2 separate regions of the Mus musculus genome follow, and region 2 is linked to region 1. The links are chromatin loops, found by intact Hi-C in ENCODE. Cell type or tissue: left cerebral cortex. All regions are shown on one strand. Each heading gives the region's core, and the rest is flanking DNA. Links, peaks and the distances in the headings are about the cores only.

Region 1 (2,908 bases), core at 319-2,818:
ATTCACCCAGCTGGCCCCAGGCATTTCTCCAGTGCTACAGCCCGTCTCAGCAGGTGACACCAGAGACACAGGCCTACCAAATGCCACAGGACAGGTGTGCAACGGGCAGAAGGTCATGGGCGCAGAAATGCAAAGACCCACGGGTCAGCCATCACAGCTGCCTCCTAAGCTGCGGCCTCCCCTCAGCCACCTCCCTCCCTCCCTCGCCTTGGCCATCCTCATCTTCAGGTCTCCAAAGACGCAGGCACCTTCTCCCCACGTCGGTTGGTTCAGTCTTAGGATGGTCCATTTCCTGCCAAGAGCCCCCGTAGGTTGGCTCCCTGGTGCCCGTTGGAGGGGTGTGTGTGCTACTGCCTCATAAGGGGCAAAACTTACCTGATTGGGGTGCTGGTAAGCTGTGACCTGGGCTCACTGCTCTCTCCTGGGATGCGGAAGGACTCCCCAGCAGCCTTTTACACAGCTGTGTCTTACAAAGAACAGAGTGGAGACAGGTGAGACAAGGCAGGCTCAGGGGCATACTGAGAACTGCAGCTTGGCCTCCACATAGGCCTTCCCTGACTTATCCTTGAACCCAAGGATGGCAGAGGCCAGAAGAGCCCCGCCACCCGCCCCCCCCTCCCGCCCCCATCACCACCTGAGTGGAGCAGAGGTTGGGCGGGGCGTGTGATCAGTTTGGTTGCTATGGTCTCCTGCTGCCACACGGTGTCGCTGCTGGGAAGCACACCACCCAGTGGAGGCGGTGGATGGGTCAGGAGCCTGACTGAAACAGGGCTGCCTTCCCAGAGCTGCCTCCAGAAATATTCCCCTGGGCCTAAGCTTGGCTTTTCTACAGCCTTCTGCACACACACACACACACACACACACACACACACACACACACACACACACACACCACAAATCCCCCCTGGTATGTGTCTGTCAGGAGTGGTGTAGGCAGATGTGTACAACCTCACAGGGACTCCTGCTGGGTCACTCTGCACAGGATTGGGTATCTTCCTCTTAGGAAGCAGTGAACGTGTGCCTGGGTTCACTCTATGAAACATAGTATGTATTAATACTGATCATCATACTATATGTAGCATTCATTATATATTACATATCTGATATTTGTGTTCAATTTTCTTTATTTTTAAAGGAAGTAAGGCTGTTTAGGGGCACTGACATCCTCGTGGGTCTCAGCTTCAAGCTGCTGGATATAGTTCTGTGACTCCTGAGACCCCCACCTCCGCCCTCCTGCCAGCTACTGCTGGCTCTGCCACTGCTACGGATGTCACCCCCAGGAGACCCTCTATCTCTGGAGAATCATCCCGGGTGGGGCAAGGATGTGCAAGTCTTGCTTCTGTAAGACTCAGCGAGGCTTCTGCATGCTGCCTGGGTTTCCAGCTGATGTGTGGAGCCCAGTTTCCATGTGTTGGGGCCACCCAAGGTCCAGCCTGCTCTCCTCGCTGGTCTTGAACTACCTTGTCCTCAAAGACACTTATGCACATCGTGATAACAGTCCCAGCCTGCCCGGAGGGTTGTATCCTAGGACCTCCAGCCTGCAGCATCTCCTTGGCTCCTGATTAACAACCCCAGGAGTCACTTCTTAGATTAGCCAGCAGGTGGCAGCAGAAGGCCGGCCAGGGACCAGGACCTTCCTGGGTACTTTCCCTGAGGCACAATCTGGGGTGCCCTTGAATCCTGACTCCACCCTCTAAGTGGAAGTGTTTTGCTTCCTTTGTAGGTTGTGGAAGTGGGGAAGTGAGCACAGGGTCTCCCTGGGCTGAACCACTCCCCTGCACCCCAGAACTTCCACTCTGCTGAATGCTGTGTCGTACCCACCCTGATCCCCACATGCACCCCTATCTCTAGTGACAGTCAGTTGTCAGAGAAGAGCCAACAGAATGTAGAGAGGGGCACAGGACATGTCAGAGGTCATCTTCCAGGAAGCTACCCTGACTGCAGAGCACCTCAGAGCTCTCGGATGCTCCCACGCTACCCCACTGGGTGGTCGCCGTGTGTCCTGTCCTGTGTCCCTAGTACTTGAACTCTGCAGAGCAGAGGCCATCTCCCACTGCAGCATAGGAGCCAGGAGGTGGGTGTGACTGGCCAGCATGTCATTCTGCTTGCACAGACACAGCTGGCTGTGGTAGCCAGAGGGTGGGCCTGTGTGAGGGTGAAGGGTTGGGGGCTGGGCTGTGCAGAAGAGTATGGAAGGTAGGCTGTGTGATGGTTTGTATATGCTTGGTCCAGGGAGTGGCACTATTAGGAGGTGTGGCCTTGTTAGGGGAAGTATGTCATTGTGGATATGGGTTTTAAGACCCTCACTCTAGCTCCCTGGAAGCCAGTCTTCTCCTGTTTGCCTTCGGAACAAGATGTAGAACTCTCAGCTCTTCCTATGTCATGGTATTCTTCTGCCATGATGATAATGGACTGAGCCTCTGAACCTGTAAGCCAGCCCCAATTAAATGTTGTCCTTATAGGAGTTGCCTTGGTCATGGCATCTGCTCACAGCAGTAAAACCTTAACTAATTCAGCAAGGGATGAAGAGTGGGCAAAGCTCTGCACAAGGGAGGGGAGGAAGGACTACTCCTCTAGGGCTGGAGGCATAGCAAGAGTCAACAGACTTCACCACTGACTACAGGATAAAGAGAGGTAAAAAGGTGACAATTTATCATCCACCATCGATGTTCCAAAGGACAGCAGGGAGGAGACAATGGGGCATGCCACGGAGTGTCTGAGTGTCCACTCCTGTGTCTCTAGCTGCCAACTCCTATACAGCCATCAAGACCCAGCTCAGATAGCCCCTACTTTGGGAAGCCATCCCTGTTGCTCTCAGAGAGTACTCAGAGAGTCCCTCTGGGTACTCTCAACCCTGGGGCTAGCACAGTATCAGATCTTTGGAAATGGCTGGCTAAGTTTGAGAGGT
Region 2 (2,908 bases), core at 182-2,681, 370 kb after region 1:
CAAGACTTGGTCCAGGGGAGACCATTACTGTTAAGAGAAAACACCAATGGTGTTTAGTACTAAGTGTCAGGCATGGCCTAAGGATGTAACACGCATCGTCTCATTAAACCCTCACTGTCAACTCAACCAAGGAGGTCCCAGCGAACCTTGTTTCCATTAAACAGACAAGGAAACTGCAGCGCAAACCATACCACAAAAATCCATCAGGAACTGACAGCCTCGCACACTTCTGTTTAAACACGTTTATTTCATCTCAGCACTGAAAACAACGCACCACAGCTCCCATTTTGTAAGGCTAGAAACAGAAGGGTTAGAGGCGATGCTGAGCAGATGTCACGAAGCCAGGCCAGCTCTGCAGGCTCCTGGACAGAACGCCCTCTAACCCAGAGGGAGAAGCGAGCCCGAACACGCCTCCCTTCCCTGGCCACCGCCCTCAGGGCCCCGCCAGAGGAGCCGAACCAACAGCTTCCCCGCCGCCGGCTTGGGGACCAGTGTCGCCATCGTCTGCCCCTCTTAGAGCCTGGCCAAACCCTCGTCCCAGAGCAGGCCTAGGCGAGCGCCACAGAGCCACAACCTGAGCGTGGGCCGAGCTGATGGAGCCCGCCGCCCCGCCTCGCTCGCCGCTGCCCAGCCCAGCCCAGTCAAGCCCAGCCCAGCCCAGAGCCCTCCATGGTTCCTCTTCCTCCTTCCTAGGTGGCAGCCCCCGCGCAGTTACCGGTTACGCTGCTCCTTGAAGAGCGCCGTGAGCGCGCGCAAGGCCTCCAGGTCCTGGATGGGTGCGGGCACCATGATGCCCGACAGCCGGGAGGGTGGCATCCTGGGCGCCGCCATCTTGCCACTCGCTCTGGGGCCGAGCCTGACCAGGCGGAGAGCAGAGCGAAGAGAAGTGGGGGAGACAGACGACAGGCGAGGAGATGGAGACGCGGTCTGCACGGCTCTGGCTTCCGCAGCCCGCGTCACCCAGATCCCGTGGTGCTGCAAGGCAGAGAGCGCGAGACTAGCTGGCTTGCCTCAGGCGAAGAGGACAAGGCGACGCGGCAGGGGGAGGGGGAGGGGGCGGGGCGGAAGTCCCGCCTGAGGGGAGGGGGCGCAGCGGAAGTCCTGCTCCTGCGTAGGGTGGGATGGGGGAGGTCTTCGGTCCCCACGGTGGGGAGACGTGGAGTAAAGACCCCGTCAGAGGACAGAATACTGAGATGAAGGGGTCGGGGTGGGGGGGGGGGGGTGGCCTGTAGAGTGTCCTAGAGAATGAGTGTCTTATCAGGGACAGATGCTTTCCATGAGCAAGGGCCACCATTGGTGGGGGTCCACTCATGCAGAGGTTTCCCTCTGGGGAAGAGATACCAGGCCGAAGCAGCGCCCCCAGAATAATGGATGTTGTCCCTAAGGAGACCTGGAAAGGAGGCCCCTGAGAGGAAGAGCAGGGATACAGGCCAGAGGTGTCACCATGGGAGGGGACCTGCAGAGGAGACTTACCCTCAGGGCATGTGTTGCTAGGCCAACCAGTTCTATTGCAGGAAAACCTGAAATGGAGACTCCAGGGGAGGGAATGCGAGGTTGAGGTGTTCCACTGAGGGAGACCTGAATCGGAGATTCCCACATAGGGAAAAGATGCTGGATACCTCAAGCCATGGAGGAAGACCTTGGATAGAGGCTCCTCATGGGAAGGGGACGCTGATCAAAAATGCCCCCTTGGGAAAGAAGTCTTTCCCAAGACTCCAGGAAGGAGGCTTCCCACAGAGAGAAGGCTGAGAAGAAGTACCTCCCTAAGAGGTGTATTCCTTTCTTGTTGCAATATCAAAATATGTGATAGAAGCAATTTTACAAAGGATAGGTTTCTTTTGGCTCACAGGTTGAGAGTACAGGCCCACGTGGTGGGGACTTGTGACACAGGGCTTTAGGCAGCTTGTCACATTGCATCTATTAAGCCAGAAAACAGACAGCTGGCTTTGACTTTTTTTTTTTTTAATCTAGACCATGGAATGCTATCACCCACACTGGGGGCAGATTTCCACACACTAACCTCATCTAGACAGTTCTTCACAAACATGCCCAGAGGGTTGTCTCTGGTGATTCTAGAACCTTGTCAATTAATACTATAGGGGACCCGGGGAAGAGAGTGGGTGCTTATCAGGAATATCCCCATATTGGGGCTGAAGAGCTTGCTCAGACATTAAGAGTACTCTATCTTCCAGGAGACCTGAGTTTATTTCCCAACATGTGTATGTAGGTATCCTAGATTTTTATTACTGTGAAGAGACACCATGACCAAGGCAACTCTTACAAAGAAATTATTTATTTGGGATTAATTCACACAGTTTCAGAGGTTCAGTCCATTATCAGCATGGCAGGAAGCATGGCAGCCTGCGGGCAGACATGGCGCTGGAAGAGCTGAGAATTCTACATCTTGATCCACAGGCAGCCAGAAGGAAACTCTATTCCACAGGCAGCCAGGAGGCTCTCTTCCACACACTGGGCAGAGCCTGAGCATAGGAGTCCCCAAAGCCCACCTCCACAGTGACACTCTTCCTCCATGAAGACCACACCTCCTAATAGTGCTACTCTCTATGGCCTAGAATTCAAATCACCACAGCGGGAGGGAGGGGCCCAGCAACCTGTAATTCTAGCTCCAGGAGATTTGCAGGAACCCACATGGCATACACTTACACAGATACAAATTAATATATATATATATATATATTTTTAAATGTATCCCCATATAAAGCAACCTGGGACAGAAGGCAGAGGAATATAAAGGAGGCCTCCCTAGAAAGAGACACATTGACTGGTGCCTGGGAGGGGAGGTCCCAGGCAAAAGGTCCCCTGAGAAAGTAGAAGACCTGGACCCTCCCATGTAAGTGTTTTAATCCAGGCTCCTCCCTCAGGTGCCACAGCCTGTCACCAGTTGCTA

Evidence for each region. Hi-C counts contacts between places; a loop is a spot of excess contacts. Peaks named below come from ENCODE experiments on the same cell type or tissue, not always from the same donor. Only the 100,000 strongest peaks of a DNase experiment are listed, where the experiment ranks them.
Region 2: a loop joins it to region 1, with 2.7 times the contacts of the local background. A loop is called at or near these places in 3 of 42 quality-filtered maps.

Annotation. Positions count from the first base shown.
Region 1 is chr15:85,708,213-85,711,120 of GRCm38, reverse strand. Gm34622 (a long non-coding RNA gene) reads left to right here. Exons shown (of 3, transcript XR_384306.3): 2 at 1-94; 3 at 1,136-2,250. Among named protein-coding and RNA genes, the nearest start is that of Gm34622, 2.3 kb to the left of the region's middle. In left cerebral cortex, for the core only: CTCF peaks have their summits at 687, 1,399 and 1,599 (motif pointing right); DNase peaks (open chromatin) are centred at 735, 1,595, 2,022 and 2,553; H3K27ac peaks cover 1,287 bases.
Region 2 is chr15:85,334,388-85,337,295 of GRCm38, reverse strand. Atxn10 (ataxin 10) reads right to left here and starts at 1,041. Exons shown (of 12, transcript NM_016843.4): 1 at 716-1,041. The coding sequence starts at 831. In left cerebral cortex, for the core only: no CTCF peak of the experiment used is centred there; DNase peaks (open chromatin) are centred at 854 and 1,306; H3K4me3 peaks cover 1,487 bases; H3K27ac peaks cover 1,542 bases.